2 separate regions of the Mus musculus genome follow, and region 1 is linked to region 2. The links are chromatin loops, found by intact Hi-C in ENCODE. Cell type or tissue: left cerebral cortex. All regions are shown on one strand.

Region 1 (5,000 bases), 67 kb before region 2:
AAAGGACTGCAGCATTAGAAGGGTTGAGAACCACTAATCTAGACGTTTACACTGCCTACAGATTTATAATGGCAATCCACGGTGATTTATTTACTTGTTTATTTTCTTAACTTGTTCCTGTATATTTATAGGCCATATTTGTGTGTGTGTGTGTGTGTGTGTGTGTGTGTGTGAGAGAGAGAGAGAGAGAGAAAGAGAGAGAGAGAGAGAGAGAGAGAGAGAGAGAGAGAGAGAGAGAGAGCGAGCTCATTTGTACCTTTGCAGGCACATTTGAAGGATAGGATTTAAGTGAAGGGTCTTCTTTGTCCTCTTCCCTACTTTGTTTTGAGACCTGGAGATATCACCGGGTTGACTGGCTAGCAAGCCTCTGCTATCTACCATCTCTGCCTCCCAGTGCTGAGAGGCTGTGGACATGTGTAATGCCCAACTTTTCTCTAAGTGCAGGAGACCCAAACCAAAGTGCACAGCAAGCTCTTTTTCTTTTTTTTTTCTTTTTTTTTTTTTTATTATTACATATTTTCCTCAATTACATTTAGAATGCTATCCCAAAAGTCGCCCATACTCTTCCCCCCAACTTTCCTACCCACCCATTCCCATTTTTTGGCCCTGGCGTTCCCCTGTACTGGGGCATATAAAGTTTGCATGTCCAATGGGCCTCTCTTTCCAGTAATGGCCGACTAGGCCATCTTTTAATACATATGCAGCTAGAGTCAAGAGCTCCGGGGTACTGGCTAGTTCATAATGTTGTTGCACCTACAGGGTTGCAGATCTCTTTAGCTCCTTAGATACTTTCTCTAGTTCCTCCATTGGGGGCCCTGTGCTCCATCCAATAGCTGACTGTGAGCATCCACTTATGTGTTTGCTAGGCCCCGGCCTAGTCTCACAAGAGACAGCTATATCAGGGTCCTTTCAGCCAACGCTTGCTAGTGTATGCAATGGTGTCATCGTTTGGAGGCTAATTATGGGATGGATCCTTGGATATGGCAGTCTCTAGATGGTCCATCCTGAAAAAATGCTCAGCATTCTTAATCATCAAAGAAATGCAAATCAAAATAACCCTGAGATTCCATCTCACACCAGTCAGAATGGCTAAGATCAAAAATTCAGGTGACAGCAGATGCTGGTGAGGATGTGGAGAAAGAGGAACACTCCTCCATTGTTGGTGGGATTGCAAGCTTGTACAACCACTCTGGAAATCAGTCTGGCGGTTCCTCAGAAAATTGGACATAGTACTACCGGAGGATCCAGCAATACCTCTCCTGGGCATATATCCAGAAGATGTCCCAACCGGTAAGAGGGACACATGCTCCACTATGTTCATAGCAGCCTTATTTATAATAGTCAGAAGCTGGAAAGAACCGAGATGCCTCTCAACAGAGGAATGGGTACAGAAAATGTGGTACATTTACACAATGGAGTACTACTCAGCTATTAAAAAGAATGAATTTATGAAGTTCCTAGGCAAATGGATGGACCTGGAGGGCATCATCCTGAGTGAGGTAACACAATCACAAAAGAACTCAAATGATATGTACTCACTGATAAGTGGATATTAGCCCAGAAACTTAGTATACCCGAGATATAAGATACAATTTGCAAAACACATGAAACTCAAGAAGAACGAAGACCAAAGTGTGGACACTTTTCCCCTTCTTAAAATTGGAAACAATCACCCATGGAAGGAGTTACAGAGACAAAGTTTGTAGCTGAGACAAAAGGACAGCAAGCTCTTTACCCACTAAACTATCTCCCCAACCCTGAGGACCTACTTCTTACACTGATCACGATTATCCCATTGGATGCCAGATTCAGTGATGGGACGTTTTTAAATATACATTGTGTACTTCCCATATGCCTGGTTCCCCCAGCCACAGTCAGGTTCTATTACCAAGATCAGAAGTTACTAGATCTGCTTTATCTCATTACTTAAATAGCAATGGCAGAGTTAAAATTCAAAAACCATTGTAAGTGTCTCTGGGAAGTGTCCCGCTACTGCTGCACCTGAAGAGAAGTGAGGGATAGAAACTGTTCTTGGAGGCAGAGAAGGCTCCACAGCTCTAATAGAAACAGCAGAACAGACAGACAAACCACCTGCCTCACTCTGCTGACTTAGCCAGAATGGCTCATGAAACGCCAAGTCTGTGTTAGGCTGTGCTGCAGCCGACACAGCTGTGGGTATCACAGGGACCTGGAAAGGCCGGACAGAAGCATAAGGCTCTGGGTTCACTTCAAAGATGAACGACTTTTGTTTTCCATCGCTGTTTACATGCTGTTTAGCTAACCACTAGAGACAGTGTTGCAAGCAGATCCAGAGCAGTCTCTTTGGCTCCCTTACCTGATTTTCTTTCTTCCTGCTTCCCTTCCCTTGTGGCCCTTGGTTTGCCCCAGAGGACATTCTTCTAGGCTTTATCTGTTGTGTACAGTTTTCCTCCAGTCTTGTGGCTGCATCTGGGTCAGGGATTGTCAGTGAAACAGGAAATTCAGACCGTCTGAACCAACAGTACTCTAGTTATTTAATGAATTGAAGAACATAGCAATGGTTACTAATTTTTCCCAGCAGTAATAAACTATCTTCCACTGTTAGCATAGTGGGAAGTCACATAAGTGTTGTTGTGGTAGAAGGAATGCCTATCAGTACAGATGCCGTAGCCCCATTCCAGTTTGAAAGAGGTGTAGTCAGATAGAGAGATGGTACCCAAGAAAAGTTAATTGTGTGAAAGAAATCTATCCAGGGCCAAAGGTATTGTATCCTACTAGATGCTGCAGTTTTAGATTAGCTGCCCCTGCAGTCACTGCCCCACAGCATGACTGTCAGGCAGTATAGCAGATGCCCTAGCAACCACAGTCTCTCCCGATTATAACCCATTTCTGTCTGTTGCTCTGGGTGCTATTTCTGACAATGTATCAACTCCCGGAGCATGTGCTTTCGGCAGCCTGCCTATTAGATAGACTGTGTCTCTGTATCATGCCTTCCCATGCTTGGAGTGCAGAGTTCTATGTCAGTAAGTAAGTAAAGTAAGTTATGAAAACAATGAGTTATTTTCCTCTCCTTAAATTAACAAAAAAGTCCTACTTATACATAATTTTATGTGATATCTAATTTTACTTACAGTCATGTCATAGTTTGAAAATAACCAACACTCAATACAGAAAAGGCTGCAGTAACTTGAAAGGCTTATTCTGACTCTTTGGTGGTCCCACTATGGCATTTAACCTATCACTGTAGTGAAAACAGACTCTGATGCTTATTTGTATATGATGTCCAAAGTGACTCACCTGTCTGCACTTTCGGAGATCTAAAAGGTCACATAGATGATAAATTGTAACAAAGCGACAAATTAATAAAAAGTTATAGACAGGGTTAATTAAATAGTTACTGTGTGGAAATGGAGGTATATAGGAGGTATATAGGAAGGAGTGGATTACTCATTTTTCATTACACAGTTGAGAATACAGGTGCAAGTTACCTTTGCTCAATGAGGAAGGAGGTGAGACTTAAAGATGGAAGCTTGATAGGCCAGAGAGTCAGCTCAGAAGGTGGAGGTGCTTTTCCATCAGCCCTGATGGCCTGAGCTCAGTCCTGAGGATCCATCTAGTGGAAAAAGAGGATCAATACCATAAATTGACCTCTGACCTCCACATTTGTGTCCTGACACATGTACATACCCCTCACTTACACATATAATAAATAAAGTTCAATAAATTGTTTAAAGAAAATGAGGGAAACCTGAACAAGATGAATAAGTTAACTTTTAATCGGTAAAACATAACTATTCCATTTGTCTGCAAGACTGTGAGACCTATAAAGAAAGTTCTTACTGTCTTAAAGGATATGGGTAAGAGAAGCATTGCAACCTAACAGTAAAGGCCAGTAACAGGCAGAGAGCTGAATGTACAGAATACAGTGTGTGACCGATAAAATAGTATTCTTAGCTTGCTGGAATGACCAGACAATAGCCCGAGTATCTCAGATGGACACAACTTCCTGTAGTTCCAGTGTTAGACAGTGCTGGCCATGAGGATGGAAGACACACACCATCAGTAAGATGGGGCTTAGGGGAAGTGCTCAGAGTATAACAGGGAACACAGAGATCTGATAATCCCCACACTTCTGCCTAGAGAGTGGACCGGAGAGGGCAGCCATTCTAGGCTAATTTCCTTAGGAATAAGTGAAATCCAGAGAAATTAGTCACCTTGCCTAAGCTCCTAGAACTCACTACTAACAAAATTGGAATGATGATTTAGATAGTAAACTTTACTTAATCATAAAAGCATATAGAATTGATTTTTTTCACTTAACTCACATATTACTACATTAGGAAATATTTTATGAAAACCACTTTTATGAAAGTACTTGTCCTAACAAAAACACCAAAATAAATCAGCCTATGTTTGCACAGTGTGCCTAGGCTCTGTGAGATCTGTATTCATTCAATGGGCAAGACTACAATGTGCTCATTGAGAACTGTTCTTATAAAATATAGGCCATAAGACTTGGTGGTGAGCAGTCACACTGGTTCACAGGCAGGGTGCATGTGCTGGAGAGGTGTGACTGCCTTTGTACAACTGTCCCAATAGGAGGGTCCTCCCAGAATCCCCATACTAGAGCAATGCCAGCAAAGCCATGGGTCCATGGCCACCTTTAAAATGTTTGCCGCACTAACATGCTGTACCAGCCTGTGAGAACCGTATGCACCAGGCTTTGACCAATGACTGACTTTGAACTGACGTAGGACAAGGTTGAGTGTTTCTGAGGAGCACAGCATCCAAGCACTGTGTTAGGAATGGAGCCATGCCCACCCCCTCTAGATTCTGATCCAGTGGGATCTATGACTCTACACTTCAAGCTCCAGAACAGGAAAAATAGTTTTGTTCCTTCTGAATTGTTCAGGCCTCAGAAATAGTGTTATAGCAGCACACACAGAGTATACATAATTATGAAATTATCCCTGAAATTATAAAACTTGTTGCAAAGGTGACATTTTATGGCACTTGAGTGA
Region 2 (5,000 bases):
AATTGTGATTGGTAAATAAAATGCCAACAGCCTATAGCTGGGCAGAAGAGATATAGGCAGGGTTTAGGATTCATGAGCTTGGAGAGGTGAGAACAAGGAAGAGAGAACAAGGTGCAGGAGAAGAGGAAGGAGAAGCTGCCATGGGATAGCTGAGCCATGAAAACATGGCCCTGAGGGCTGCCCAGTTGAAGTTAAGAGCAGCCCAGGTGAAACATAGAAGATAATAAGTAATAACTCGGGGTTATCGGTAGGAAAGTAGATTCTAACAGCATGGAAGGTAGGCAGCTGCCCAGCAATTGTGCTGCTTAAGGCATATTCACAATATAAAGGCTGTGTGTGTCTTTTATCCAGGAACTTAATAAACAAAGGTGGGGTAGAAACTCCAGGCCAGAATTTAAATCATTTTCTACTACAGGAGTGTGATTAACAATATCCCATTTAGGGCTGAGCATTCTATAGTTTGTTTTTCTCTACACTTGGGTGGTTGTGGATCTGTATTGATTGCCATCTACTAGAAGACTTTCTGATGAGGACTGAGAGATGTATTAATCTGTGTGCAAAATGACTTGGCTCTCCAGCCCCAGATTCTTGGCCTGATGTAGGTGCCAGGTATGGGTTCCATCTTACAGGACGTCACAGACATTCTTAACTATGTACATATACTTCCACAAACAAAATTGCTTCATCGTTATGTTTCTCTATGTGTATTATTTTGTGATTCCCATCTCTTCATGTTTTGGTTGTTATTTTGGAAGTCCCTGAAACCCTGTCCACATTTTTCTGTTTTCTTTGTGTTCTTTGGTTTGCCTGTTTCCTGATCCTTGAGTATGTTGAATGTTGGGACGAGTCCACTATATACCTGACGAGTGTTTGATTTTTTTCAGATATTGTAATATTTCTACATTTCTGCAAAGAATTGACTTTCCATACAAGTGTGTTATATTACTGGGTGCCATGAAGCTTGTTTTTCTAGTTGTCTAAGATTGGCATTTATTGATTATATTTCCCCTTTACATTTAGAATCTAGCCTAAGGCCTTCCCAGCATGCTATGTTTACATGCCACCAAATAACTTGTGTGTAGACTCGAGTCCCTAACAAAGCATGCTGCAGAACAAAATCATTATCACAAAATATCATTAGGTCCAGACTAAACTTCTGCTTTGACTGCTGTTAAGCAACGAGGTCTGTTAGCCTTAGACCTTAGTGCTTTAAATGTTAGTTGAGTTATCTAAGTGTTGGAGTGAGGCACAACAGTAACTTGGGCTTCAGCTGAGGCGTGCATCCTTACATGGGGATCAGGTGAGCCTCTCCTATTGTCTCTTTAACACTTCCTACACTAGCCTGTAAGCATCACCTTGTCTGGTGCAAAGACAGAGCTTCCATTGGAGTTTTCATTTCTAGGTCAGGTGGCCATTCTGTGCCTGCTTTGAGGAGGGAGCTACAAAAGGGAGAGCAGAGGAAGGAAGAGGAAACACCTGGGTTGCCTTTCCAAGTTTTAATCACACTCCAGAATCACATCCGTGAATCCTGAAAAATCTTCTTTCTTGAACTAGCTTACCTGGAGGTCTTAGTTGTAATTCTCAGTAGATGAATGCATTATGATCTTACATCTGTGAGAGAGCAAAGCTTCAAAATGTGGGTTTTGACGACTATCTGGATTCAGAACTTAATATGCTGTATAGTTTTCCTCTTCAAAGCAATGTAACAGTAGAAGTAGATCTTCTGAATTAAATACAGCCACAGCCTCTTGACAATCTCCAACAGATCCGTGATCTCTAACAACAGACTCAGATTTGTTTACTGTTAGGAAGGTACTGAAAACATTCCTTTTTCTGGGGATGAGGAGGAGAAAGGAACAAGGAGGCAGGTCATGAAATTTGACACCACGAGTGACATGTGGTCTGGTTTGAACCTGGTCAGTAGACAGGCACCAGCCCCAGTCTGGGTCTCACTTCAGTGTGCAGTGTTCTCATATGGCAGGGAAGCACTGCAGGAAGACTTGCAGTGTCACCTCCAGAAACAAATGAGCCAGGTCTTCACCCAGATGAGAGATTTAGCATGTTTATCCTTTCAGAAATTCAAGGAAATGTCAAAGCCTGTGGAAGTGTGTGAACATCATTGATTATCTCTGCAAGCATGCTTCTGGGTGCTGCCCCTTTCCTTTGTGATCATGACGTACTCACACGTAGACTTGTTTTGGAAAATGATTTACATATGTTGTTCCAGGGCCTCTTGTGACAGTAGTAGTTTCAAAAGTAACACTACTAACCTATAAACAAGACGGAAAAAAACAACAGTAGCTTACTGAAAGAGTTGTTGCTGTATTCATGGTACGCTGCTAGGTTATACACATTGTCCCTCCTAATCCTGCCAAGGACTGTTTGGCAGATAAGTAACAAACACTTATGCCAAGAGCTTCGTATGCCAAGGCCACACCACTGGGTAGCAGAACCTACCTACCTAGGATGCAGTGTTGCCAGCTCTGCCATGGGTAAGGCTGGAGCTCCCAAGAGGACATGGGTAGCAGCTTCTGTCAGGTGAGGCAATCATAATTAGCCAGCCCTTCCCTGTCACTTCCGTTGGCAGGAACTCCCCCAGTGGGAGTGTGTGGTGAGCTGCCACATTTAAAAGCTGGGCAGTGAGTCAAATTCAGTTTTTAACTTGGGCTTCCTCCATCTTTCTCCATTGTGAGACTTGATCAGATGAATAAAACTAGTCCCAGCAAATCAGCAAACAAAGTGCTGTCGTCTTTATGAATGGCTGTAGGGACAGCCAGCCAAGTTCCCTGCTAAAAAGGGAAAATATTATTTCTCTGATCCTAATTGTGTTTAGTAATTGCAAGGTTAATTGAATACCGTTAGGAAACAGCATTCCCCGTGAGATGTTTATGTGTCTGTTGCTAAAGATACAAATGAGACTTACCTAGCATAATGGTGCATGCCTGGAACCACAGCCCTTGGGATGCTGGGACAGGAGGATCAAATGAGTTCAAAGCCAGCCAGGGCCCAGTGAAACCTCTTTTCACAAAGCAACTTTAAGTATGACTCAAGACTTCCAAAAATTCTTAGATGTGTGTTCCAAAACAAGTAGGTAGAAACCAGCTATTTACTTAGGAGAAAGTAATTTAAAATGAAAAATCAGAATGGATGTCTTCAGCCTGGAACATTTATATAAGATATTGCCCATTCATGATGTGTTTCCTGAGCACCTATCATGTGCCACATACTTGTCTGGACAGGATTCATGTGCTTTGCAAGAGCTGGACCTCTGGGATGGTCACATTTCCCTCCTGCATTAGCCTTCCTCCCCATCATACCCCAGCCTGCATATACACTGCTGTAAGCATCCTCTGCACTGCACCCTGTGCATGGGTGCTTCCTGTATGTGCACTGCACCCTGTGCATGGGTGCTTCCTGTATGTATGTGCACTGCACCCTGTGCATGGGTGCTTCCTGTGTGTGCACTGCACCCTGTGAATTGGTGCTTCCTGTGTGTGCACTGCACCCTGTGCATGGGTGCTCCCTGTATGTGCACTGCACCCTGTGCATGGGTGCTTCCTGTATGTGCACTGCACCCTGTGCATGGGTGCTCCCTGTATGTGCACTGCACCCTGTGCATGGGTGCTCCCTGTATGTGCACTGCACCCTGTGCATGGGTGCTCCCTGTGTGTGCACTGCACCCTGTGCATGGGTGCTCCCTGTGTGTGCACTGCACCCTGTGCATGGGTGCTCCCTGTGTGTGCACTGCACCCTGTGCATGGGTGCTCCCTGTATGTGCACTGCACCCTGTGCATGGGTGCTTCCTGTATGTGCACTGCACCCTGTGCATGGGTGCTTCCTGTATGTGCACTGCACCCTGTGCATGGGTGCTTCCTGTATGTATGTGCACTGCACCCTGTGCATGGGTGCTTCCTGTGTGTGCACTGCACCCTGTGCATGGGTGCTTCCTGTATGTGCACTGCACCCTGTGCATGGGTGCTTCCTGTATGTGCACTGCACCCTGTGCATGGGTGCTTCCTGTATGTGCACTGCACCCTGTGCATGGGTGCTTCCTGTATGTGCACTGCACCCTGTGCATGGGGGCTCCCTGTATGCTGAAGCCCTTCTTAGCTCTCTCCTCTGTCACTCAAGGCATCCAAATCCAAGTTTACCACTGAGTCTACTGCTTATTGTTGTAAGCACTCACACACGAGTTAAATGAAAGCCACTTCAGTAGCATACGCCATCTCATAAAGCAAATCCGATCACAGGACAAGTCTGGCAACTCCCTAGAACTCAGAAGTAACCCAGGCTCCTTGTTTCCTGCTGTTCTAAGGGTGGTGCCTCTGCTCACACCTTCCTGTTTATCATGTCCATGTTCAAACTAGCAGAGGGGAGAGAGGGAAAGCACATTGCTCAGACTCCGGACACGGTTCTTCAGCTGCCAGTTAGTACACTGCCCAGCACAGCTGCACCTAACTGCAGAGGACACTGGGAAGCTTCATGCTTTAAACCATCGGCAAAACATTCTGCTAAACTCTGGGTTCTCTTACTAATGTGGAAGAAAGGCATGTTGGGAGGAAACCATCTCTAACACACCCTTCCCTCAGGGCTGAGGAAATGCAGTTATCAAAGAGGCCTTCCACGAGCTTGTCCACTAGGACTCCCTCCTGGGAGTCTGTCCCAAGAACACAAGCGTTTTACATCCAAAGCATGTCATAAGGTCATGTAGCTACCTACAACTTTATAGATGCATCTGGTTGCTGCATCTCCTCACTTTTCCTAGGAAAGAGACTTTACTCTGTTAGCCATATGACTCAGCCTGCAGTGAGTACAGTACAGCTGGGAGGGATAGAGAGTCAAGCCACCATGTTCATTTCCACCTGTTCATTTCCTCACCACCCCAGCCTTCCCCTTTCTTAGGGAGACTCTAGAAATGGTCTCTTACTGTAGCAGCCACATGCCTCTACGTACATATAATAAGCTAGAAGGATACAAAATGAAAAGTCCATTTCTCAGCC

The links. Peaks named below come from ENCODE experiments on the same cell type or tissue, not always from the same donor. Only the 100,000 strongest peaks of a DNase experiment are listed, where the experiment ranks them.
Region 1: a loop joins it to region 2, with 12 times the contacts of the local background. A loop is called at or near these places in 2 of 42 quality-filtered maps.

The regions. Positions count from the first base shown.
Region 1 is chr17:64,061,403-64,066,402 of GRCm38, forward strand. The region is part of intron 15 of Fer (fer (fms/fps related) protein kinase); the gene reads left to right. Among named protein-coding and RNA genes, the nearest start is that of 1110058D11Rik, 13 kb to the left of the region's middle. In left cerebral cortex, a CTCF peak has its summit at 2,280; no DNase peak of the experiment used is centred here.
Region 2 is chr17:64,128,028-64,133,027 of GRCm38, forward strand. The region is part of intron 16 of Fer (fer (fms/fps related) protein kinase); the gene reads left to right. It overlaps Gm46590 (a long non-coding RNA gene), which reads right to left. Exons shown (of 2, transcript XR_003952343.1): 1 at 1,560-5,000. Among named protein-coding and RNA genes, the nearest start is that of Gm46590, 2.9 kb to the right of the region's middle. In left cerebral cortex, a CTCF peak has its summit at 2,622; a DNase peak (open chromatin) is centred at 2,624; H3K27ac peaks cover 341 bases.